3 separate regions of the Homo sapiens genome follow, and regions 2 and 3 are each linked to region 1. A link is an interaction called in ENCODE POLR2A ChIA-PET data of the cell type or tissue named here. Cell type or tissue: A673. All regions are shown on one strand. Links, peaks and the distances in the headings refer to the core of each region. The heading gives the core; the rest is flanking DNA.

The links. Peaks named below come from ENCODE experiments on the same cell type or tissue, not always from the same donor. Only the 100,000 strongest peaks of a DNase experiment are listed, where the experiment ranks them.
Region 2: POLR2A ChIA-PET joins it to region 1 with 6 read pairs; 6 of 35 experiments call an interaction of 5 or more read pairs at or near these places.
Region 3: POLR2A ChIA-PET joins it to region 1 with 9 read pairs; 3 of 35 experiments call an interaction of 5 or more read pairs at or near these places.

What each region holds. Positions count from the first base shown.
Region 1 is chr7:101,095,921-101,103,458 of GRCh38, reverse strand. It overlaps TRIM56 (tripartite motif containing 56), which reads right to left. Exons shown (of 3, transcript NM_030961.3): 3 at 5,492-7,538. Among named protein-coding and RNA genes, the nearest start is that of TRIM56, 14 kb to the right of the region's middle. RefSeq lists cis regulatory regions at 3,122-3,132, 3,167-3,177 and enhancers at 3,055-3,199, 3,100-3,244, 2,997-3,291, 2,652-3,359, 3,360-4,067. In A673, for the core only: no CTCF peak of the experiment used is centred there; a DNase peak (open chromatin) is centred at 3,178; H3K27ac peaks cover 1,967 bases.
Region 2 is chr7:101,225,188-101,235,949 of GRCh38, reverse strand. CLDN15 (claudin 15) reads left to right here. Exons shown (of 5, transcript NM_014343.3): 2 at 1,508-1,672; 3 at 3,036-3,117; 4 at 3,230-3,346; 5 at 3,435-3,856. The coding sequence ends at 3,540. Among named protein-coding and RNA genes, the nearest start is that of CLDN15, 7.2 kb to the left of the region's middle. RefSeq lists an enhancer at 3,479-4,400 and a silencer at 8,721-8,897. In A673, for the core only: no CTCF peak of the experiment used is centred there; no DNase peak of the experiment used is centred there.
Region 3 is chr7:101,308,810-101,316,549 of GRCh38, reverse strand. It overlaps IFT22 (intraflagellar transport 22), which reads left to right. Exons shown (of 5, transcript NM_022777.4): 4 at 8-210; 5 at 1,268-5,636. The coding sequence ends at 1,416. It overlaps EMSLR (E2F1 mRNA stabilizing lncRNA), which reads right to left. Exons shown (of 2, transcript NR_110115.2): 2 at 5,211-6,066. Among named protein-coding and RNA genes, the nearest start is that of EMSLR, 4.4 kb to the right of the region's middle. RefSeq lists an enhancer at 6,745-7,572. In A673, for the core only: no CTCF peak of the experiment used is centred there; no DNase peak of the experiment used is centred there; H3K4me3 peaks cover 566 bases; H3K27ac peaks cover 435 bases.

The DNA.
Region 1 (7,538 bases), core at 730-5,729:
ATCACATATGAAATTGGTGGGCAGGGAGATAGAGAAATACCCTGGGCAGATTAAGTGGGGTGTGGCATTCCCAGAAGGTCTCTCGTGCAGACCCCCAGGGTGTGGTGAAGTTGGCCCAGGAGTGGCCATGTGGACTTTCACCTCTGCCTAACTACTGGTGACCTTGTTGCATAATCTCTCTAGCCTCACCTTCCTCATGGTTTTTTTGTTTGTTTGTTTTCGAGACAGAGTCTTGCTCTGTCACCAGGCTGGAGTGCAGTGGCGTGATCTCAGTTCACTGCAATCTCCACCTCCCGGGTTCAAGCAATTCTCCTGCCTCAGCCTCCCGAGTAGTTGGGATTACAAGCGTCTGCCACCAAGTCCAGCTAACTTTTTTTTGTATTTTTAGTAGAGACGGGGTTTCACCATATTGGCCAGGCTGGTCTCGAACTCCTGACCTTGTGATCCTCCCGCCTTGGCCTCCTAAAGTGCTGGGTTTACAGGCGTGAACCACCGCACGCTGCCTATTTCTTTGGTTGTTTGTTTTTGAGACAGGGTCTAGCTCTGTAGCCCAGGATGGAGTGCAGTGGTATAATCATGGCTCACCGCAGCCTCAACCTCCCGGACTCAGATGATCCTCCCAATTCGGCCTCCCAAGTAGCTGAGACTACAGGTACACGCCACAACACCTGGCTAATTTTTTGTATTTTTTGTAGAGATGGGATTTCACCATGTTCCCCAGGCTGGTCTCAAACTCCTGGGCTCAAGCGATACACAGGCTACGGCTCCCAAAGTGCTGGGATTATAGGCATGAGCCACCACACCCGGCTACCTTCCTCATCTTTAAAACGAGGATGGTCAGGAGTGGTGGCTCACGCCTGTAATCCCGGCACTTTGGGAAGCTGAGGCGGGTGGATCACTTGAGGCTGATCAGGAGTTTGAGAGCAGCCTGACCAACATGGTGAAATCCCGTCTGTACTAAAAATACAAAAATTAGCCGGGTGTGGTGGCACATGCCTGTAATCCCAGCTACTCGGAAGGCTGAGGCAGGACAATCGCTTGAACCTGGAGGGGCAGAGGTTGCAGTGAGCAGAGATCGCACCACTGCACTCCAGCCTGGGCGAAAGAGCAAAACTCCATCTCAAAAATAAAAAAATAAAAAAAATAAAATGGGGATGGGAGTGATACCCCCCCCACATAGAATTCCTGAGAGGACCAAAAGAGAATCCATGTGGTATGCATGGCAGGCAGAAAGGAGCCTGGCTGGGAGGAAATGTACACTGCATCCCACTCTCATTCCTGCATACATTCACTCATTCACTCATTCTGCATGTACTATAGCCCAGGCACTATTCCGGACCTATCAGTGAACAAAACAAAGTCCCCCGTCCTCATGGGGCTTGCATTCTACAGGGGTTGAAAATCGGTAACAATAAGCAGAATACATAATGAAAGGGTAGAGTATGTTAGAAGGTTAGAGAGGTATGGAAAAATAAAAAGCCCAGCAGGGAGGGGTTATTATCTTTCTGTTTGTTTTGTTTTGAGACAGGGTCTCGCTCTGTCACCCAGGCTGGAGTACAGTGGTACAATCTCAGTTTACTGCAACCTCCACCTACCAGGATCAAGCGATCCTCCTGCTCTCAGCCTCCCAAGTAGCTGGGATTATAAGTGCACACAACCACACCCAGCCAATTTTTAAACTTTTTGTAGAGATGGTGTCTCGCTATAGTGCTCAGGTTGGTCTCGAGCTCCTGGGTTCAAGCAATCCTCCTTCCTTCGCCTCCCAAAGCTCTGGGATGACAGGCATGAGCCACTGAGCTTAAATAACTTCATTCTTACTCATGCCTCCCTTCCAAGGAAAGGAATAATTAATAAATCTCTTTTGCAGAAGGGTCTCACCCCCTCAATAGAGTTGCCACCTGCCCTGGAGTGTATATGCGATCTGAACGAAAGTGACTAGGCTTTAGCATACATTCACTCATTCGTTATTTCAACCAATAGATATCTCCAAAATACCTGATTATGGAGTGCCCACTATGAATTAGAAGCCCTTGTCCTCCTGAAGGGTTTTGTAGGCAGGGAAGGAGCTGCATGTGAACAATCTAAGTTAGGCAGTGAAGCCGGGTGCGGTGGCTCATGCCTGTGATCCCAGTACTCTGGGAGGCTGAGGCGGGCAGATCACTAAAGGTCAGGAGTTCCAGACCAGCCTGGCCAACATAGTGAAACCCCGTCTCTACTAAAAATAGAAGAAATAGCTGGGCATGGTGGCGGGTGCCTGTAATTCCAGCTGCTCAGGAGGCTGAGGCAGGAGAATCACTTGGACCTGGGAGATAGAGGTTGCAGTGAGCTGAGATTGCACTACTGCATTCCAGCCTGGGTGACAGAGACTCTGTCTCAAAAAAAAAAAAAAAAAAGTTAGATGATGATCAGAGCTGCCAGGCATGGCAGGCAGGCATTGCTGGAGGGGGTGAGGTCTGCGTGTGCGCCTCACTCTGCGGCCTTGTGCCACCAGCAGCTCTCTGGACTCGGGGGTCTGCTGCACCTTGGCTTGCTTTGGCTGTTTTCTTCTAATAAGTGAATAAGTGGATGGACCGTCCCTAACCTACGATCACGGGAGGCAACATAGATACGGCTGTTTCCAAGTGTGAAGGAAGGTTTTCTGAGTTGGCCCCTGAGCAAAAATATCAACCCCCGAGAAACCCATTCCCCAACCCCCAGAAGCAGGGAAGGACGCCGTGGCCATCTGCCCAGCCATGTACCTGGCCTGCGCCACGTCCCTCCTTCTCCTCTTCTCCGGCATGGGCTTCGTTGCTGTGCTTGGGAGGTCAATCTAACCCCACGGAAAGAGTGAAGAGGAGGGAGGAGCAGAGTCTCTTGTTGCAGATACGGCTGCTCACCAAGGCTGTGGGGAGCAGACGTGACCCCTGCGTTTCTGGGGCTGTGACTGCACTAGTGCAAAGGAGGAGAGATCGGGTCTGAGGGAGGAGGCTTGGCCACATGGCTAAGAACCTGAGGCCCGTGTGTGTCCGACCGCAGAGGCAGATGCTCCGCCTTGGGGTTAGGAGCTGGGAACAGGCCGTTCTCCCTACAGTCACTGCTCACATGGACCACAGCGATCTCTCCTGCCATCGGCCCCCTCAGCTGCTGACTCATGCTCCCCAGGGTTGGCAGAGGCGCCGGTCCAACTAGCTGAGTCATCAGAGGATGAATTGCAGAATTCTTATTCAGGCTGTCACCGGCAGCCGAGGGCCCTCTCCCCCGCCAAGCCATTCAAAGCATTCCCTCCCCGCTTGTCATTGTGTCTCTCCATCTCCGTCTTGGGGGCCTTGAACAGGATGCCAGCAGGGTGCATGGTGTGTCTCTGAGCACCCCCCTTAGGTCAAAATTCCAGACCTCTCCTAATAGGGACCAGGGCCTGGTTTATTAGCACGGGGCAGCATCTCAGATCTTTTTTTTTTTTTTTTTTGAGATGGAGTTTCACTGTTGTTACCCAGGCTGGAGTGCAAAGGTGCCATCTTGGCTCACTGCAACCTCTGCCTCCCGGGTTCAAGCAATTCTCCTACCTCAGCCTCCCAAGTAGCTGGGATTAAAGGCATGCGACACCACACCTGGCTAATTTTGTATTTTTAGTAGAGACGGGGTTTCACCATGTTGGTCAGGCTGGTCTTCAACTCCCAATCTCAGGTGATCTGCCCACCTTGGCCTCCCAAAGTGCCGGGATTACAGGCGTGAGCCACTGTACCCGGCTTAGCATCTCAGATCTTATTTCATCCACTCACTCATCTTATAAATGAGGAAACAGAGATACAGATAGGCTCAAGTGACTCGGCCAGGATTTGAGCTGCTTGAGAAGGCAGAGAACTGGGCATTGGGTGCTAGGAAGGGCAGCTTTGGAGTCAGACAGTTCTCAGTCTAAATTGAAATCGACTTATTCTGAGCAAGCCTCGCCAAGCCTCGGTTGGTTTTCTCATATGTAACAGAATGTGAAGGCTTCTGGGAGTCAATGGATGGGGAGCAGGCGAAGGCAAGATCTCAGCCACTGCTATCGGTTCTCCTGTATTTGATGGGGAGGCCAGAGGCTGAGATCATTCCTCTTCCTCTTTGGGAAAACTTGGAGGGGAGAGGAAGGAAGCTTTTTTGGGGGCTCTTGGATACCAGGTTAGGGGAGTGGGTTTGGCCAGTAGGTAGATGTTCCTAGAACCCGCCCCCCCTGCAGGGAGGACCCCAAATGCCACAGGCTGGAAAGTACCCACAGATGCAGCTGGATGCGGCGGCTCACGCCTGTAATCCCAGTGCTTTGGGAGGCCGAGGCGGACAGATCGCTTGAGCCCAGGAGTTTGAGAGCAGCCTGACCAACATGGCAAAATGCCATCTCTACAAAAATTAGCCAGGTATGGTCGTGAGTGCCTGTAATCTCAGCTACTTGAGGGACTGAGACAGGAGAATCATTTGAGCCCTGGAGGTTGAGGCTGCAGTGAGCCGAGATCGCACCACTGCCCTCCAGCCTGGGCGACAAAGTGAGACCCTGTCTCAAAAAACAAAATAAAAAATAAAAAAAGGGGGCTAGGTACGGTGGCTCACGCCTGTAATCCCAGCACTTTGGGAGGACAAGGCAGGCAGATCACAAGGTCAGGAGCTGGAGACCAGCTTGGCTAATATGGTGAAATCTTGTCTCTACTAAAAATACAAAAATTAGCAGGGGATGGTGGTGGGTGCCTGTAATCTCAGCTACTCGGGAGGCTGAGGCAGGAGAATCACTTGAACCCGGGAGGTGGAGGTTGCAGTGAACCGAGATTACGCCACTGCACTCCAGCCTGGATGACAGAGAGAGACTCCGTCTCAAAAAAATAAATAGAAAAAATAGAAAAGGGAAGGTACCCACAGGTGCTTGTTTGGCTTCCACAAACCCCAAAACAAAGCCCCACGTGGTGGGCACAGCCACCATGACCTGGGTCCCTCATGTACTTCCTGCATATCACACCTGCGTGTGCCCAGGTGGAGCCCTGCATGCGCCAGCATGGGCCAGATCACCTACTGGTTCCCACCCAGAAGGTGCATGCTTCTGCAATGTCCCCAAGGAATCTGTGTGGCCACCCTGGGAGCTACCTACCATTGGGTGGCTTTGATGACCTGATTTCCTTCACTATCTGGGCCTGGTTGTTAAAGGTTCCCTGTATCCAGCCGGGTGCAGTGGCTCACGCCTGTAATCCCAGCACTTTGGGAGGCTGAGGCGGGTGGATCACTTGAGGTCAGGAGTTCTAGACCAGCCTGGTCAACATGGTGAAACCCCGTCTCTACCAAAAGTACAAAAATTAGCCAGGCGTGTTGGCTTGTGCCTATAATCCCAGCTACTCAAGAGGCTGAGGCAGGAGAATTGCTTGAACCTGGGAGGTGGAGGTTGTAGTGAGCCAAGATCGTGCCACTGCACTCCAGCCTGGACGACAAGAGCGAAACTCCGTCTCAAAAAAAAAAAAAAAGGTTCCCCGTATCCATAAACCCTTCTGAGAAAAGGTTCCAATTTTTCAAAAGAACTTTATTAAGAAACAGAGGAAAGATACAAAATTCCCATCTGAGAAAGGTTCCCATTTTTCAAAAGAACTTTATTAAGAAACACAGAAAAGATACAAAATCCATAACCAAAGGAACTGAAGAGTTTACAGCACACTGGGTTTAGCCCATGGCAATGTAGAGAAATGGGCTGGGCTGGCGCTCAGTCACTAGGCACCGACGTCCTGATTCCTCGTCTTTGACCCAGTGTCCCTTGGTTGCTAAGTCAACCAGTTCTAACTTTCTCTGGAGACAAGTCAGGCTGCCCTCCCAAACCTCCTTCCTAATGTCTTTATACACAGGCCCTCTTCCATCTGGTCCCTAAGATTTCTCACCCAGCACCTCAGGTGAGATCTAGTCTGATGTTGCTGTACTTTGTATACTGCTCCAATCACAGGAGTCTGCAGTTTCTAGAAAATCTATTTTTGCTCCTGTCCTGATCCATTTCATAAACTGCATTCACAATCCAGTTGGGTAGTCTAATTTTGCTACCTTTGGTCAAGTTACCTACTTTCCCAAGTCTGCATCTGAACTTGGTCTTTCTCCTGCTAACAACGTATTCCTAGGTACTCTCTCTGGCAGTTCTCTGCCCCAGTTCATCCAAGACCTTCTCCCCAATACAGAAGTCCGCACCCCTTTCCAATCTCCCACTTAATTTATGGGATAGCCCTAGTTCTCTGCTTACCTTTCAAGGAGAGACAATCAGAGACCTTGATCTTGGCACTCGCCTGTTCAACCCTGCCCAGCTCAGGTCAGCAACCTCATCGGTTTCCTTGCAAAACTTTTGACTTCTGCCTTGGACTTTCGCCCCTTAGAATTTTATTTCTGCAGATTTAGAATATGGCATTGCTTTATAGATACCGTAATAATAAGGCTAAAATAGAAGGAGAGCTACTCCCTTTCCAAATGATATTTTCTCTAAACTCTCAAAAGATTGGGCCACTCTTGCCATTTTTCACTTTTTCTAAATGTCTACTCTTATGGGTCCTTAACTAATACGGTCTGATTCTTAGCTGGCTTTTAAGAATGGCATTACATTTCAGCAAGCTGGCCATTGGTCCCTTCTATTCCTGAAGTCACTGTTGTGACTTCAGATAAGGCTTCTTCAAGTAACTGCTGGAAAGCAAAACAAAATGGTCTCCTCTGAAGGAGAAGCTGATTTGCAGAAAGCTCTACTCGGGTGTTCCAGAGCTTTCACTCACAACACATGTACCTAACATCCTCATACACGCTTATGCTGATGGAGGGGTATCAGGTGGGTACAAGTCAGTTGAAACTTTTCCTAACCAACACCTTGTATTTGAGCTTTATGGTGTCCGAAATACTTCTCTACATTTCTCATCCAGTCCTCACAGCAGCTCTGTGAAGTGGGCATGTGGATGTCATTATCCCAATGTTACTGATGTACAAACTGAGGCTCAGAGAGGTTAAGGCACTAGACCAAGATCACACAGCTGTTTAGTGCAGAGCCAACACTCAACCCAGGTCTCTGCTCCCTCATTCTCTTCCCATTTCTTGACACCAAGAATACGAAAGAGGTTTTCTACTTCCCTCTTCCCTACCCAAACAGGATTTTCTTTTCACTGGTCCATCCACGCACAACCTAGTCAGTTCCGAACAGGAAAAGGAACAATTTATCAAGTTAATTGTCACAATCCCAGGTGTGGTGCAGTGGGCTGGGGTAAAACATTTTGCTGTATCTTTCATGATGTTCCTGATTTCTCTCTTTTTTTTTTTTCTTTTTGAGACAGGGTCTCACTCTGTTGCCCAGGCTGGAGTGCAGTGGTACGATCTCAGCTCGCTGCAACCCCTGCCTCCCGGGCTCAAGCGATTCTCCCACCTCAGCCTCCTGAGTAGCTGGGATTACAGGCATGTGCCACCACGCCTGGCTAATTTTTGTATTTTTAGTAGAGATGGGGGTTTCACCATGTTGGCTAGGCTGGTCTCGAACTCCTGACCTCAGGTCATCCACCCGCCTCAGCCTCCCTAAGTGCTGTGATTACAAGCGTGTT
Region 2 (10,762 bases), core at 410-5,409, 130 kb before region 1:
CCACCCTGAATCACACAGGCAGGAGAGGGGAGCCGGCATTCAGACTCCACGGCTGGGGTGGTCCTGGGAGAGGGACCTGACTGCGTCTCCCAACCGTGCACCCCAGCCCCTGGCCACGCAGCCCATGTGCCCCTGGGCTCTTCCATAATCTCTCCATTGACTGCTAGAGCCACCTGGGGACTCAGACTCGTGTCAGCCCCAGAGGGAGTGGCTGGGAGGAAGAAAGTGCTCCCAGAGAACTTTGTCCCTCCTGCCTACCCCCCGACTCTGCACCCTGCATCTCCTGGCAGGGACCCAGCCTTTCCCCTTCAGCACCAACAGTTATGCCCCACCCGGGAAAGGGGTGCAAGGTCCTTGGAATGCTTGGCAACTATCAAAGACAGAGAAGGGAGGAGAAGGGGGAAGCAAGAGGGAGCCCGCAGCCTCCAGCTCTGAGAAAAGGGAAACTGAGGCACTGAAAGACTGAGCTAGACTGACCTGGATCGGTCCTGGGCCCAGGATTCCACCTAGGTCAGAAACTCCACCGGGTGTGGTGGTCCACACCTGTAACCTGAGCTACTCAGGAGGCTGAGGCAGGAGGATCGCCTGCATCCAGGAGTTCAATCAAGGCTACAGTGATGAGCTGTAGTGGCGCCACTGTCCTCTGGCCTGGGCGACAAAGCAAGACCCTGTCTCTAAAACTGCCCTAGGCCCTCTGCTGTACAGCACCGCTGCCCCCTACCTGTTACTCCAGGAAGAAACCAAGGTCAAAATGTCCAGCACTGGGCTAGGACAGTGAAGGACTTGGAGTGGAATCAGACGTGGGGAAGGCGACAGCGATGCTTAGCTGTGGTTTCTGTATACCCAGCAACGTGAGAGCAACCTGATAGGGCAGTTGTTCTCAGCCGGGCGACTTTGCACAATGATTGTCACAGCTTGTGGGGAGGGGGTTGCTACTGGCACCCCGTGGGTAGAGGTCAGGGAGGCTTCTGAACATCCCACAGTACACAGGACGGCCCCCAGAATAGAGTTGCCCAGCTCAGGTGTCAAGAGTGCCCAGGAGAAAGCCTGTAATCCAGGCACAAGCAAAGCGTGCCAGGTGCATGGGAGGAGTGGGGAGCAGGGTGGGAGGGGCCCAGATGCCTAAGGAGGGAAGGGTGACTGCAACTGGGTAGGCTGGAGGAGCCCAGGGGAAGGAGAGGATGTGGGGACTGTTAGGTACAAGAGAGCAAGAAGGTGAGGGGGGCCTGGCACAGTGGCTCATGCCTGTAATCCCAGCACTTCAGGAGGCCGAGGCAAGCAGATCATTTGGGGTCAGGAGTTCGAGACCAGCCTGGACAACATGGTGAAACCCTGTCTCTACTAAAAACAGAAAAATTAGCCGGGCGTGGTGGTGCGTGTCTGTAATCCCAGCTACTGGGGAGGCTGAGGCAGGAGAATCACTTGAACCTGGGATGGTGAGGGGCTGTTGGGCTGGCTCCGTCGCAGAGGGGAGATGGGAAAGGCTGACAACTGTGCCCACCCCCAGGGTATATTCAGGCCTGCCGGGCACTCATGATCACCGCCATCCTCCTGGGCTTCCTCGGCCTCTTGCTAGGCATAGCGGGCCTGCGCTGCACCAACATTGGGGGCCTGGAGCTCTCCAGGAAAGCCAAGCTGGCGGCCACCGCAGGGGCCCTCCACATTCTGGCCGGTAACTGGGGGAAGGTGATGGGGCGGGGGTCCCCCTCAACCGCAGACTTCAGGCTGCTTTGTCCTCATCTAATCTCCTCTCCAATTCCCACTCCTCATGCTCACCTCCCCTACCCTGCTGCATGGACACCTGCTCACCCCTGCCTCATCTGTACTCCCCAGATCTCCTGGCTGCAAATCAGCCCATCGGCAGTGTTTCTTGAGCTCCCAGTAGGGGCTGGCCACGGCCAGGTGTGGGAGGGACTTCGAAGATAAGAGTGAGCGGCTGCCTCCGGGAGCTTACATCCTAGCTGGGGAGCAGAGTTAGGGTGCACGCTATGGCGCACACACACAGTGCACGTCCACAGTGCCATACCACGGGGCATGGTGGCTCATGCCTGTAATCCCAGCACTTTGGTAGGCTGAGGTGGGTGGATTACTTGAGGTCAGGAGTTCAAAACCAGCCTGGCCAACATGGTGAAACCCTGTCTCTACTAAAAATACCAAAAAAAAAAAAAAAAAAAAAAAAAAAAAATTAGCCAGGCGTGGTGGCAGGCACCTGTAGTCCCACTGACTTGGAGGCTGAGGCAGGAGAATCACCTGAACCTGGGAGGCAGAAGTTGTAGTAAGCCAAGATTGTGCCACTGCATTCCAGCCTGGGTGAAAGAGTGAGACTGTCAAAAAAAAAATGGCCAAGGCAGGAGAACTGCCTTGAGCCCAGGAGTTCCAGACTAGCCTGGGCAGCATAGTGAGAACCCGTCTCAGCAAAAAACAAAAACAATGCCATCTGGCCATTGCTTTTCAATTTGCAGAACATTTCTGTACCCATTGCCTCACAATAAGCCTTTGAGGTAGGGTGGGTATTGCTTGTTTTCCAGAGGTAAAACAGGCCCAGAAAGGTCAGGTGGCTTGCAAGAGGACAAGCCCCCAGTGAGTAGGGTGGTGCTAGCCCGGGGGTCTGCCTGGCTTCAGGAAAGGACGACCCTGGACTCCCATGGCCCAGCTGGGTTTTCAAGGTTTCAAGGGTGGGCGGGATTTGGATGGGGCTCCATCTGGGTGAGGAGATGATGGGATGAAGGCCCTAGAGGTGGGCATGAACTAGGTAGATCTGGGACCAAAGAGAGAAGAGGCAGGAGGAGGTTGAGGTAGTGTGAGATGAGCTGGGTGGGCTGGACTTGGGGCCTAAGGGCTACCCTGAGAAGTTGACCCCAGGAAGGAGGAAGGCTTATAAACTGGGGTGGGGAGAAAGGAATTGAGTGAAATTGCTGCTCTGGGACTTGGTGCCCCCGTCCTACTCTGGGCAGCCCCTGCCTGCCTCTCCCCTAAGCCCCCTCCCCCACTATCCCTCCCCCTGGACTGGACTGGGGTCGTCCTCCGGTCCCCAGGTATCTGCGGGATGGTGGCCATCTCCTGGTACGCCTTCAACATCACCCGGGACTTCTTCGACCCCTTGTACCCCGGAACCAAGTGAGTGAGGAAACCCCCCACCCCCCGCCCTCGGGGCAGCGGGTGGGACTCAGCCCTGCCCCCCGGCTGGCGTCTCACTTGTCCCCCGCCCCCGCGCCGCCCTTGTGCGCAGGTACGAGCTGGGCCCCGCCCTCTACCTGGGGTGGAGCGCCTCACTGATCTCCATCCTGGGTGGCCTCTGCCTCTGCTCCGCCTGCTGCTGCGGCTCTGACGAGGACCCAGCCGCCAGGTGAGCAGGGTGAGGCGCAGGCTGGGGCCGGGCGGGATTGGAGAGAGGAGGGCCGCGCCCCCGCTCTGACCCCGGGCCCTCCCCGCAGCGCCCGGCGGCCCTACCAGGCTCCAGTGTCCGTGATGCCCGTCGCCACCTCGGACCAAGAAGGCGACAGCAGCTTTGGCAAATACGGCAGAAACGCCTACGTGTAGCAGCTCTGGCCCGTGGGCCCCGCTGTCTTCCCACTGCCCCAAGGAGAGGGGACCTGGCCGGGGCCCATTCCCCTATAGTAACCTCAGGGGCCGGCCACGCCCCGCTCCCGTAGCCCCGCCCCGGCCACGGCCCCGTGTCTTGCACTCTCATGGCCCCTCCAGGCCAAGAACTGCTCTTGGGAAGTCGCATATCTCCCCTCTGAGGCTGGATCCCTCATCTTCTGACCCTGGGTTCTGGGCTGTGAAGGGGACGGTGTCCCCGCACGTTTGTATTGTGTATAAATACATTCATTAATAAATGCATATTGTGACCGTTCAGGGCTTGAAGGTGTCAGAAGCGGCCGGCCAAGCAAGGGGTGAGGGGTGGTGCCAGGGGTCGGTTCAGGTCTGGGACCCCAGACTGCCACCCTGTCCACCACTTTGGGGCTGTGTTGTACAGCAAAATAGAAGAGGGGTTGCAAGTGATTTCGCCAGTGGCACATAATTGCTGGTAAGAGTCACCAAGGAGCAGATCCCGGAAGTCCCGGCTGCAGGAAACTGGAAATAGCAGAGATGGCCCCTGGCCAGCCTGAGACCCCAAGCTGCTCCTTTCACTCTCCATGGCCAGTCTAGAGCAGAGCTGCGTGCCCTGGGCCTGAGCATGGATGGTTATCAGGAGTGATAAGCCTTTTGAAATTCTGTTTAACATTAACTTGGGAATGGTGCAGAGACTTTCTCCGGGGAAGGTACAGTACCTTCCAGAAGAGCCTCTGGAGGTCTGTCGGTGGGTATGTGTGCACCTCGGTGGTGTCCGGCTGAGACACGGTTCTGGGTTGTGGGTGGGTTTGCTGCAGGCCCAGTGGGTGCTAAGCACAGAGCTGCACCCGCTTAAGATGAGACAGTGAGGCCAGGTGTGGTGGCTCATGCCTGTAATCCCAGCACTTTGGGAGGCTGAGGCGGGGGAGGGGGGGTGGCGAGGAGGATCACTTAAGGTCAGGAGTTTAAGACCACCCTGGCCAACATGGTGAAACCCCTTCTCTACTAAAAAAAAAAAATACAAAAATTAGCTGGGCATGGTGGTGCGTTACTGTAGTCCCAGCTACTCAGGAGGCCAAGGTGGGAGGGTCGTTTGACCCCAGGAGTTGGAGGCTGCAGTGAGCTGTGAACCACTGCACTCCAGCCTGGGCGACAGAGGGAGATCCTGTCTCAAAAAAAAAAAGAGAGAAAACAAAAGGACAATGAGGCCGCTAGGAAGAAGCCTGGTATCCAGCAAAGTGGGCAATGGAGCCCCATCCCAGCACTATCCTCTGCAGTGCGAACAAGTGGCCAGTCCCTTGGGGAGCCCTGGATTCTGACCACAGCCCCTCCCCTTTCTCCTTCATCTCATTCGCCCTCACCAACCCTCCCCTGGAATGGAGAGATCTGCATTGGCATTCCACCTGTGCCTCTCCCCTGCGCTTCAGAAGTACATGTATGTTCCTACCATGTGGGCTCCAGACACATCGAATTCATCACTTTCCGCAGAGCTGCAGTCCCCATCACCCCTGTCACCAGCATGGCTGACATCTCTGTCTGCAGATGGACAACCTCTCCCTCCCCTCTGCTCCACCACTTCCTCTCCTCCGTTCATTGCCAAATCCTCCAGACTCTCCCTCTATGGTGTTTTTCACACCCATCTACTTCTCTCTCTTCTCCACTGCTGGTCCTGGGGCAGGCCCTCATACTCTCCTGCCCCCCCACAACTACAGGGTTCCCCCAACTGGGCGTCTCAAGCACGGTCTTCCTAATGCACTCCTGGAGAACCACCGACCGCCCTGCCTTGGCAGCTCCTGGCCCCGCCAGAAGAAAGCCCCAGACAGTTATGAACTTGACATGCTGCCTGGGCCTGGCCCACCTCTCCATCCCCATTGCTCCCTTTCCTCCGGATAAACCGTGCTCCACCATCACACCAGGCTGCTTCCTGGGCCCTGGACACACCTTCACCTTGGGGCTGGGATCCTTGGGATCCTTTTGGCTGGGCTCCAGCCAGAAACACTGGTGCTTTTTTTTTTTTTTTTTTTTTTTTTTTTGAGACAGAGTCTTGCTCTGTCACCCAGGCTGGAGTGCAGTGGTGCGATGTTGGCTCACTGCAACCTCGGCCTCCCAGGTTCAAGAGATTCTCCTGCCTCAGCCTCCCAAGTAGCTGGGACTACAGGCGTGCGCCACCATGCCCAGCTAATTTTTTTGTATTTTTAGTAGAGACAGGGTTTCACCATGTTGGCCAGGCTGGTCTCAAACTCCTGACCTCAGGTAATCCGCCTGCCTCAGCCTCCCAAAGTGCTGGAATTACAAGTGTGAGCCGCTGCGCCTGGCCAGATGCCCTGGTGCCTTTTGAGCTGCTCCCTACATAAAGGGTCCTGTGGCCAACAAGTCTGTGACCAACTGCAATCCTCTCCTTCCACACCGTCTTCTGTCTTTTACAGGCCAGGCTCAGTAGAAGTGTCTTTTACAGGCCAGGCTCAGTGGATCATGGCCATAATCCCAGCACTTTGGGAGGCCAAGGCAGGAGAATCCCTTAAGCCCAGGAATTCAAGACCAACCTGGGCAACGTAGCGAGACCCCATCTCTACTAAAAAAATAAAAATTAGGGCCAGGAGCAGTGGCTCACACCTGTAATCCCAGCACTTTGGGAGACTAAGGTGGGCGGATCACCTGAGGTCAGGAGTTCAAGAGCAGCCTGGCCAACATGGCAAAACCCCAACTCTACTAAAAATACAAAAATTAGCCAGGAGTGGTGGCACACACCTATAATCCCAGCTACTCAGGAGGCTGAGGCAGGAAAATTGCTTGAACTTGGGAAATGGATATTGCAGTGAGCTGAGATTGTGCCACTGCACTCCAGCCTGGGCGACAGAGCGAGACTCCGTCTTGAAAAACAAACAAAAAGTGTCTTACAATCCTGAAAGGCCATGAGAGTGCTCCCTATAGTGAAGGAAGACAAAAGTCAATTACAACTGCTGACACCTCCAGGCACTTCCAAAAGTCTTCAGTGTGCCACCCCCACATGTCTACCTCCTTTTCCCAACACCAGCCTGCCTCTTCTCACTTCTTCCCCCTTCAGGAAAAACAACCTGTGCCCAGTTTTACAACTCGGCATTTAAGTGTGTGCCTTAATATGGTCACCAGGTTGAGTTTTGATTTCTTCCCGGGTGGACATGTGACTACAAAGGGTTATGGAGACATTTGCCCTTTTTCAGAACACATACTGAGCTGCTTCCCTGCTAGAAGCTGGAGTGGGCCTGTGCCCTCAAAGAACCCACAGCCTAGGAGCAAACACAAATGTAAACCACTGGCCGGGCGCAGAGGCTCACACCTGTAATCCCAGCACTTTGGGAGGCCGGGGTTGGCGGATCACCTGAGGTCAGGAGTTCGAGACCAGCCTGGCCAACATAATGAAACTCCATCTCTAATAAAAATACAAAATTATTAGCCAGGCGAGGTGGCGGGTGCCTGTTATCCCAGCTACTTAGGAGGCTGCAGCAGGAGAATCGCTTGAACAACCAGGGAGGCAGAGGTTGCAGTGAGCTGAGATCGTGCCACTGCACTCCAGCTTGGGTGACAGAGTGAGACCCTGTCTCAAAAAAATTAAAAGAAAAAATAAAAAACATCCAAAAACTAGCGGGGCATGGTGGTGGGCACCTGTAATTCTAACTACTCAGGAGGCTGAGGCACGAGAATCACTTGAACCTGGGAGGTGGAGGTTGCAGTGAGCCAAGATCATGCCACTGCACTCCAGCCTGAGCGACAGAGTGACACTCTGTCTCAAAAAAAGAAATGTAAATGCAAACTGCTGGCTACCTGACAATTGGGCCAGGTGCTGGGTTTAGTCCCCAGGGAGCTGGCTGTGAAAAACTCAACAACATGCTTTAGGTCTTGGCAGTATCATCAAGCGCTCTCATTTGCTGCGTACTCACTAGAAGTCAGGTCTCGGGCTAGGTGTATTGAATTCTTGCAATAGCTGCAGCATGGCTCCAACAGCATCAGAGAGGTGAAGTGACCTGTCCGAGCTACACCACTAGTTAGTACTCAGACCAGGATTTCTCCAAGACTGAAGACACAATTGCCCTGCTTCCCAGAATTCTTGGCTCTCCTAACTCACATCAATTAAAATCAAGATCTTTTTTTTGTTTTGTTTTGAGACAGGGTCTTGCTCTGTTGCCCAGGTTGGACTGCAGTAAAGTGATTGCTGCCCACCACAGCCTCAACCTCCCAGGCCCAAGCCATCCTTCCCTGAGTAGCTGGGACTAAAGGTGTGCGCCACCATACCTGGCTAATTTTTAATTTTTTTTTTTTTTTTTTTTTTGAGACGGAGTCTTGATCTGTCGCACAGGCTGGAGTGCAGTGGCGCAATCTCGGCTCACTGCAAGCTCCGCCTCCCGGGTTCACGCCATTCTCCTGCCTCAGCCTCCCGAGTAGCTGGGACTACAGGTGCCCGCCACCAGGCCGGCTAATTTTTTGTATTTTTAGTAGAGACGGAGTTTCACCGTGTTAGCCAGGATGGTCTCGATCTCCTGACCTCGTGATCTGCCTGCCTCGGCCTCCCAAAGTGCTGAGATTACAGGCATGAGTCACCGTGCCCGGCCAATTTTTAAATTTTTTGTAGAGATGGGGTCTCCCTGTGTTGCCCAAGCTGGTCTCAAACTACTAGGATCAAGAGACCCTCCTGCCTCAGCCTCCCAAAGCGTTGGGATTACAGGCCTGAGCCACAGCACCCAGCCTCATTGAAGTTTTTAGGAGTAACCACCCGTGTCCACACTTCCAAACCCTGGCACCAACCTCTTCCTCCTCTGTGCTCCCAGGAAAGGGGGGTGCTGCCCTTATCACATGACACTAGGTTTACCTTCTAGAACCTTAGAGCAGAGTATACATTTCCCAAAGACCAGGTGTCTCCCAAGGTAGGAAAAAATCTCCCTAGCATGAAGGAAGCTGGCAAAATTGTTTCAGGCTGTCCTTGGGGAATTATGGTTTTCTTTCTTTTTTCTTTTTTTTTTTGAGACTGAGTCTTGCTCTGTCACCCAGGCTGGAGTGCAATGGCGTGATCTCAGCTCACTGCAACCTCTGCCTCCTGGGTTCCAGCAATTCTCCTGCCTCAGCCTCCCAAATAGCTGGGATTACAGGCGTGTGCCACCACACCTAGCTGATTTTTGTAATTTTAGTATAGACTGGGTTTCACCATGTTGGCCAGGCTGGTCTCGAACTCCTGACCTCAAGTGATCCGCCTGCTTCGGGCTCCCAAAGTGTTGGGATTACAGGCGTGAGCCACCTGCCTGGCCGAATTATGGTTTTTCAATGGGGGTCCAAAGTCCCTGGACTCAGCTTCCTAGAGAATGTCATGGATGGCATCAGAGAGCAACCAGAGGCCTTCAGGGTCCAGCCCTGTCCTCTCAAGGTCATTTTGGAAGGCGGAGTACGTCACTGGGGAGAGAAATCTTACATTGAACAGAACCAGTGTGCCTCTTTTTATAACCACAAAATATGAAACAGTCAGCTAAGTTAGGAAAGAATCCAAAGAGATTGTGCTGACAGTGCAAGCTGGACGGGAATCCCAGCCTAGGATGCCACGGAGAAGCACAGATGGTGTTGTTCAGCCCCGAAATAGTCTTTTCTTTTCTTTTTGGAGACGGAGTCTCACTCTGTTGCCCAGGCTGGAATGCAATGGCGCGATCTCAGCTCACTGCAACCTCTGCCTCCCGGGTTCAAGCGATTCTCCTGCCTCAGCCTCCTGAGTAGCTGGGATTACAGGCACATGCCACCATGCCTGGCTAATTTTGTTTTTTTTGTTTTTTTTTTTTGAGATGGAGTCTTACTCTGTTGCCCAGGCTGGAGTGCAATGGTGAGATCTCAGCTCACTGCAACCTCCACCTCCCGGGTTCAAGCGATTCTCTTGCCTCAGCCTCCCAGGTAGCTGGGATTACAGGTGCCCACCACCACGCCCGGCTAATTTTTGTACTTTCAATAGAGATGGGGTTTCACCATGTTGGCCAGGCTGGTCTCAAACTCCCGACCTCAGGTGATCCACCTGCCTTGGCCTCCCAAAGTGTTAGGATTACAGGCGTGAGCCACTGCACCCGGCCTTTTTTTTTTTCTTAGCCGGGGTCTCATTCTGTTGCCCAAGCTGGAGTGCAATGACGTGATCTCGGCTCACTGCAACCTCCGCCTCCCAGGTTCAAGCGATTCTGCTGCCTCAGCCTCCAGAGTAGCTGGGACTACACGCACACGCCACCATGCCCAGCTAATTTTTGTATTTTTAGTAGAGACAGGGTTTCACCATGTTGGCCAGGCTGGTCTCAAACTCCTGACCTCAAGTGATCTGCCCACCTCAGCCTCCCAAAGTGCTGGGATTACAGGCGTGAGCCACCTTGCCTGGCCGTAACACTCCACTTTTTAATGGGAGGACAAAGATTTTTGAGCCATCTTGAAAAACCACCTCACCTGGATTGTCTCTGAATCCTGACATCAGCCCCCCAACATGAAGCTGACACCAAAACCAGTACTGCCTGCCCAGCTGCAAGTCTTCAGAGAAAGGGAGGCAGTTCCTCAAGAAAACCCTGGGGAATACTTGAGCCAACCCCCAGGAAAGTACCCAAAAGTGAAGGCCTAACATGGTGACTGGCCAGGCACGGTGGCTCTCACCTGTAATCCCACCACTTTGGAGGCCGAGGCGGGTGGATCATCTGAGGTCAGAAGTTCGAAACCAGCCTGGCCAACAAGGTGAAACCCCATCTCTACAAAAAATACAAAAATTAGCTGGGCATAGTGGTAGGCGCCTGTAATCCCAGCTACTCAGAAGGCTGAGGCATGAGGGTCACTTGAACCTGGGAGGTGGAGGTTGCAGTGAGCTGAGATGGCGCCACTGCACTCCAGCCTGGGCAACAGAGCGAGACTGCATCTCAGAAAAAAAAAAAATGGTGCCTAACGTTGACTTTGCTGGATCTCTCTAATATCTTAATGAGGCCATCTGTTCAATGGATACTTACTAAGCACTTGCTTTGCTATGAGGTTAACAGGGTTCTGGGCCTTAATACAGCAACCAAAAGGACCTTACGAGATTACAGCTTGCAATTCATTTAGACAAGGTATGGGTATAAGAAGTTCACATGAGTCACAGCACCCAGGGCCACCCAGACCAGGGGCCTCTAATCCAGGGGTGTCCACTCTTTTGGCTTCTCTGGGCCACATTGGAAGAAGAATTGTCTTAGGAGAC
Region 3 (7,740 bases), core at 2,741-7,740, 210 kb before region 1:
CTCGCAGGTTTGAGTCCTGCTGGCCGGCCCTGATGAAGGATGCTCATGGAGTGGTGATCGTCTTCAATGCTGACATCCCAAGCCACCGGAAGGAAATGGAGATGTGGTATTCCTGCTTTGTCCAACAGCCGTCCTTACAGGACACACAGTGTATGCTAATTGCACACCACAAACCAGGCTCTGGAGATGATAAAGGAAGCCTGTCTTTGTGTAAGGAAACTGGAATTTCTCTTCCTCTTTTGTCTTGAATGTTTTGGACACCTACATATTGTCCCATGTCCTAGAAACCAGCAGCTCTGTCCAGTTACTGAGCACCTACTGTACCCTAGGCAATTGTTACCCTCTCCATGTGAGTCCACTACGTCTCTACTAAAAATACAAAAATTAGCCAGGCATGATGGCAGGCGCCTGTACTCCCAGCTACTCAGGGGGCTAAGGCAGGAGAATTGCTTGAGCCCAGGAGGCGGAGATTGCAGTGAGTTGAGATCTCACCACTACACTCCAGTTTGTGTGACAGGGCGAGACACCATCTCAAAAAAAAAAAAAAAAAAAGAGAAAAGACCGGGTGCGGTGGCTCAGACCTGTAATCCCAACACTTTGGGAGGCCAAGGTGTGCGGATCACTTGAGGTCGGGAGTTCTAGACCAACCTGGCCAACACGGTGAAACCCCATCTCTACTAAAAATACAAAAATTAGCCAGGGGTGGTGGTGCATACCTGTAATCCCAGCTACTCAGGAGGCTGAGGCAAGAGAATCACTTGTACCTGGGAGGTAGAGGTTGCAGTGAGCTGAGATTGTGCCATTGCACTCCAGCCTGGACAACAAGAGTGAAACTCTGTTTCAAAAAAAAAAAGAGCAGAATACAGAGTGGGAAAATCCTTGTAGCTATTCTTGGGTACAACTAGGGGGGCACTCTTTCTGAAAGAACTTTTCTGGAGAAAAACCTCCAATTCACATAACACACATCCCAGAGGTGACACAGTCATCCTGAAAAAGAACTCACAAAATATTCAGAAACAAAATGAGAATAATAGAGAATCTATTCCTTTCTGGTTTAAGAACAGAAGACCTGGAAAGTGGTTTGTAAGGTTTTCATCCTGTCGCCAGGGGGCAGTATAGCAAACCCATTCTCTGTTCTCTGGTGTCAAGAAGACAACTTGATCTGTGAACTTCAGAAAGTTAAATTTCTTCTAGAAGTTTCATTGGGAGCTATAAAGGGCCCTTCATGGAAACTCTTTGCCTAATTAACCTTATCTTCATTTTCAAGCGCCACCCTTGAACAAGCTGAAGCTGGTGCACTCAAACCTGGAAGATGACCCTGAGGAGATCCGGATGGAATTCATAAAGTATTTAAAAAGCATAATCAACTCCATGTCTGAGAGCAGAGACAGGGAGGAGATGTCAATTATGACCTAGCCAGCCTTCACCTGGGACTGCCACATCCCCAGTGAAATCAGCATGTTTCTCGGTGCAGATCTGAAATCACATCCAGCTCCTGATGTTTTCTTCTCCCTCTGACTGCAGAGGAAGTGTTCCTACCTGCAGGAAGGCACCTGTCACACAGGGCGTTCACTCAGACCATCTGTGCTCTGCCCTGAGTTCAGTTGAGAAAATCCTATTATCAAATTTGGATTTCCTGGCCCCAGAACTTCCCAAAGACCTGTAAAATGGAGGGATTTACCACCTCACATATGTCCAGTTAAACAGTTTGTGGACTTGTAACCGTCGCAGCCCAATGATACAACAGTAGTTTAATCACGTGTATTGGCTTGAATGTGATTTTCATTCCTTGATTCACCCAACAAATACCGACTGGCTGAGCACCTGCTGTGTGTGCACTGCTGTTCTAGCTGCTGACCATAGACAGCATAAATGAAAAAGACAGAAATTCCCACCTTCGTGGAACTCTCCATTTTCCTAAATGTTAGGTTGGTGCAAAACTAATCGTGGTTTTTGCCATTTTTAATTTTTAATGGCAAAAGCCACTATTACTTTTGCACCAACCTAATAGGCCGATTCAGAAACTTGAGTGCAATGTCTTGGATATGCAAAAAAGAAAATCAAAACGCATTCTTCATTCTCTATAAGAGTTCTAGGCGGGGCGTGGTGGCTCACACTTGTAATCCCAGCACTTTGGGAGGCCAAGGTGGGCGGATCATGAGGTCAGGAGATCGAGACCATCCTGACCAACGTGGTGAAACCCCATCTCTACTAAAAATAGAAAAATCAGCTGGGTGTGGTGCCGCGTGCCTGTAATCCCAGCTACTTGGGAGGCTGAGGCATAAGAATTGTTTGAGCCCGGGAGACAGAGGTTGCAGTGAGCCAAGATTGCGCCACTGTACTCCAGCTTGGGCAACAGAGCAAGACTCCATCTCAAAAAAAAAAGAGTTCTAGCCCAGGAGCGGTGGCTCACACTTGTAATCCCAGCACTTTGGGATGCTAAGGCAGGCGGATCACTTGAGGCCAGGAGTTCAAGACCAGCCTGGCCAACATGGCAAAATCCCATCTCTACTAAAAATACAAAAATTCACAGGGTGTGTTGGCACACGCCTGTAATACCAGCTACTCAGGTGGCTGAGGCATAAGAATTGCTTGAGCCTGGGAGGCAGAGATTGCACTGAGCCGAGATCGCGCCACTATACTCCAGCCTGGGCAACAGACATCCTGTCTCAAATAAATTAAATTACATTAAATGTTTAAGAAGAAGTCTAAATAAGTTTCATATGCTGCCCTCCCTCAGATAATGAGGGAACCTGGGGTACTTAAAATGCCAAATGAACGTATACTTGATCCTTATTCATAGATTTTGTATTTGAGAATTTGCCTACTCACTAAAATATGTTTGTAACCCCCAAATCAATACTGTGGCACTTTCTCAGTTATTCGCAGACACACAGAGACAAAAAATTTGAAGTGCCTGGCTGGGCGTGGTGGCTCACGCCTGTAATCCCAGCACTTTGGGAGGCCGAGGCAGGCGGATCACAAGGTCCAGAGATCGAGACCATCCTGGCCAACATGGTGAAACCCCGTCTCTACTAAAAATACAAAAATTAGCTGGGCATGGTGGGGCATGCCTGTAGTCCCAGCTACTCAGAAGGGTGAGGCAGAATTGCCTGAACCCGCGAGGCGGAGACTGCAGTGAGCCGAGATCGCACCACTGCACTCCAGCCTGGTGACAGAGCAAAAAAAAAAAAATTGAAGTGCCTGGCCAGTTGCAGTGGGTCACACCTGTAATCCCAACACTTTGGGAGGCTAAGATGGGAGAACTGATGGAAGCCAGGAGTTCAAGAACAGCCTGGCCAACATGGCGAAACCCCATCTCTACTAAAAATACAAAAATTCGCCAGGCATGTTGGCACACACCTGTAATACCAGCTACTCATGTGGCTGAGGCATAAGAATTGCTTGAGCCTGGAGGCCGGGTGCAGTGGCTTACGCCTGTAATCCCAACACTTTGGGAGTCTGAGACGGGTGGAAATCCTGAGGTCAGGAGTTCAAGACCAGCCTGTCCAACATGGTGAAACCCCGTCTCTACTAAAAATACAAAAATTAGCTGGGCGTGGTAGCACGTGCCTGTAATCCCAGCTACCTGGGAAGCTGAGGCAGGAGAATCGCTTGAACCTGGGAGGCGGAGGTTGCAGTAAGCCGAGATTGTGCCATTGCACTCCAGCCTGGGCAACAAGAGCAAAACTCCATCTCAAAAAAAAGAAAAAAGTGCCGAGTGGAGTGGCTCACACCTGTAATCCCAGCACTTTGGGAGGCCAAGGCAGGTAAATCACAAGGTCAGGAGTTCGAGACCAGCCTGTCCAACATGGTGAAACCCCGACTCTACTAAAAACACAAAAAATTAGCTGGGCCTGGTGGCGGGTACCTGTAATCCCAGCTACTCAGGAAGCTGAGGGAGGAGAATCACTTGAACCCAGGAGGCAGAGGTTGCAGTGAGCCAAGATCGCGCCACTGCTCTCCAGCCTCGGCAACATAGCGAGACTCCGTCACAAAAAAAAAAAAAAAAAAAACAACTCTCTCCAAAACATTATATTTATTTAGATGACCTTGATATGGACACTATATCCAGTTGGAAAGTGGAGTACAGACACAATTTTTTGTTTTTTGTTTTTTTGAGACACGGTGTCACTCTGTCATCCCGGCTGGAGTGCAGTGGCATGACCACAGCTCACAGCAGCCTCAATCTCCTGGGCTCCACTGATCTCGCCAGCTCAGCCTCTGAGTAGTTGAGACTAGAGATACACACACCAGTAATGGTCCAGCCCACTAATTAGTGCACGCCTGGCTAATTTTTGTACTTTTTGTAGAGATGGGGTTTTGCCATGTTGCCCCAGCTGATCTCGAACTCCTGTCCTTGAGTGATCCGCCCGTCTCAGCCTCCCAAAGTGGTGGGATTACAGGCATGAGTCATTGTGCCCAGCCCATACACAACCTCTAAAAAATTTTTCATAACACCAAATTGGTAAACATGTTCAAAAGATTTAATGTACAGAATCACTAGATACGGTGAGTTTACGGTTTATTGTAGAAGCAAGTTTGTTTTAATCATCTTAGGAGATTTTTTTGTGTTGTTTTGTTTTTTTGAGAGTCTCACTGCAATCTCCACCCTCCGGGTTCAACTGATTCTCCTCCCTCAGCCTCCCAAGCAGCTGGGATTACAGGTGCCTGCCACTGCACCCGGCTAATTTTTGTATTTTTAGTAGAGACGGTTTCACCATCTTGGCCAGGCTGGTCTTGAACTCCTGACCTTGTGGTCTACCCGCCTCAGCCTCCCAAAGTGCTGGGATTACAGGTGTGAGCCACTGCACCCAGCCATGGAGTTATTTTTCATTCATAATTGTTATGTTTGTAATTTTTTAACATAGCCAATAAGAAAATACACTAAGTAGATGAAATGGTAGATGTAGCTCTTTTCAGCTGAGAGTGGGAGAAAAAGTTGAGGCACCTAAGGGAGATGAATAAAAATGCTAGGGTGTCTGTCACTTTCACAGTGAGGAGGGCTGACATGTAGCTGTGTGAGCAGTCTACTGGAGAGAGTGGCTTTTCTAGACCATGACAATTCCCTGGCAATTTAGTTTGAACCACATTCACCTGTTAGGATTACCATGCGTATTATTAATGTCAACTGAACTAAATCATCTTTCCATGACAGCTGCCTAACAAGAATCCATCTCACAAAATTGACCACCTCAAAAGGAAATTATTTTCATTTCACCTTTAATGATTATTCAAGACCCCAGTATAACAACCCAAGGCCAGGCGCAGTGGCTCACGCCTGTAATCCCAGCACTTTGGGAGGCCGAGGCGGGTGGATTACGAGGTTAAGAGATCGAGACCATCCTGGCTAACAGTGAAACCCCACCTCTACTAAAAATACAAAAAATAAGCCGGGTGTGGTGGCGGGCACCTGTAGTCCCAGCTACTCAGGAGGCTGAGGCAGGAGAATGGCGTGAACCTGGGAGGCGGAGCTTGCAGTGAGCCGAGGTCCCGCCACTGCACTCCAGCCTGGGCGACAGAGCGAGACTCCATCTCAAAAAAAAAAAAAAAAAAAAAATTAACCCAGCAGATTTTGTTCACCTGAATGGCCAGAGTACAACCCATTAAATATTTGAATTGAGTAAAAGCCTTCAGATTTTAAGTTTTGAGAGTTTTTTTTCTGCTTGATCTAGTCTATCATTGAAGCTTTCGAGTATACTTTGTATTTCATCCAGTGATTTCTTCAGTTCCACATTTGCCATGTGCTCTGGAAAACTCTGTATCTGGTTGGTAAATACCTCAACCATATCCAGAATTGCTGTTGACATTTCCTTACTTTCTTTTTCAGAAGTCTCTTGAATCCCTCTAATCTTGGTTAAAATCAGTTTCCACAATTCTCTATATGACATTTCTTGAATTTCTTTTGGATGGGGATCTGTTGCTGGAGAATTACTGGGTTCCTTTGGAGGCGTCCCACTTCCTTGCTTTTTCACGTTTCCCGTGTCCTTCCATTGAGATCTGCACATCCTGTGTAAATTGCTTCTTCCAAGTTTGTGAATTTGCTTTGTAGGGGAGGACTTCTTCCTAAAAATGTAGATAGGGTGTTGGTTAGGTGGGGCACTTTGGCTTTGATTGGGGTAGTACTGTAGGCTCTGTATGATTTCTTGGGTGGCTTAGGGTGTGGTTATTAGTGGAGGGTGTGGTTGCTGGGGACTAAGAGGCTAAGGTGGGCCAGTCTTTGAGCCCAGGAGCGGTGTAGGCTGGCTCTGGCATTAATGGGTTCAGGGGAGCAATTTGGAGTCCTCTAGGTGCTCTGCTCGAATCCTGGTAGTGGCAGCCCCTGTGGGCGGCAAGCTACCCAGGCGCCGAGGCAAGAGACCGAGGACACGAGCTGTTCCAGTACAATAAAATATAAAACAAGAATAGTTATACCAGATATAGATCTTAGAGATGATTATATATGAATATCATTAATCATTAGTTGGTAGTAATTAATTTATCCCAATATTATAATAATCCTTGCTCTAAAATCATAACCTAGGAAAAACCAGGCCATACAGAGATAGGAGCTGAGGGGACATAGTGAGGTGTGACCAGAAGACAAGAGTGCGAGCCTTCTGTTATGCCCAGACAGGGCCACCAGAAGGGCTCCTTGGGCTAGCGGTAACGCCAGCTTCTGGGAAGACGCCCCTTGCCGAGCGGACGGTAGTCTAGTGGTAGCCTCAGTGTCAAGGAAAAACACAGGCTACTTAGCAGACCGGGAAAGGGAGTCTCCCTTTCCCCGGGGGAGTTTAGAGAAGACTCTGCTCCTCCACCTCTTGTTGGAGGGCCTGACATTAGTCAGGCTTGCCCGCAGTTATCTGGAGGCCTCACCATCTCCCTGTGATGCTGTGCTTCAGTGGTCACGCTCGTAGTCCGCCTTCATGTTCCATCCTGTACACCTGGCTCTGCCTTCTAGATAGCAGTAGTAAATTAGTGAAAATACTAAAAGTCTCTGATATGCAAAAATAATGGCGTAAGCTGTCTTTCTCTTTGTCTCTCTCTCTCGCTGCCTTGGCTGCCAGGCAGGGAAGGGCCCCCTGTCCAGTGGACACGTGACCCACGTGACCTTACCTATCATTGGAGATGACTCACACTCTTTACCCTGCCCCTTTTGCTTTGTATCCAAAATATAACAGCGCAGCCAGACATTCGGGGCCACTGCCGGTCTCCGCGCATTGGTGGTAGTGGTGCCCCGGGCCCAGCTGTCTTTTCTTTTATCCCTTTGTCTTGTGTCTTTATTTCTACACTCTCTCGTCGCCGCACACAGGGAGAAGCCCCCCGACCCTGTGGGGCTGGTCCCTGCAAGCCCCAGCTAAGCTCGTGGTTGATCCCAGGCCCTGGAGCAGTGAGTGTGATGTGGATGAGGACAGTTGCAGTTGGGTGGTATCCCACAGGCTGGGTCCCTGACCCCAGACCCCGGGGAGGAGTGTTCAGCCGCCAACGGTGGCGGAAAGGGCAGAACAGCCACCAATCCCCAGGCCCCTGGCCCTCCTGCTCAAGGTCCTCAGGGGACGGAGCCGCCAGTGGACTGTCCTCAGGCCCCCGGGGTTTGGGCTCTGGTTGTGACAGACAGGGAAGGGCTGGGCCCCAGGCGGCGGACGGAAAGCTCAGGCGGGGCAGGGCGGGCGCGCAGTTGGCTCGTGTCTGGGTCCCGCGGCAGCGGCGGGATTATTTGTCCTTTGGGACTCCTGAGAGCGCCTGGCCTCCCCTCTCCCT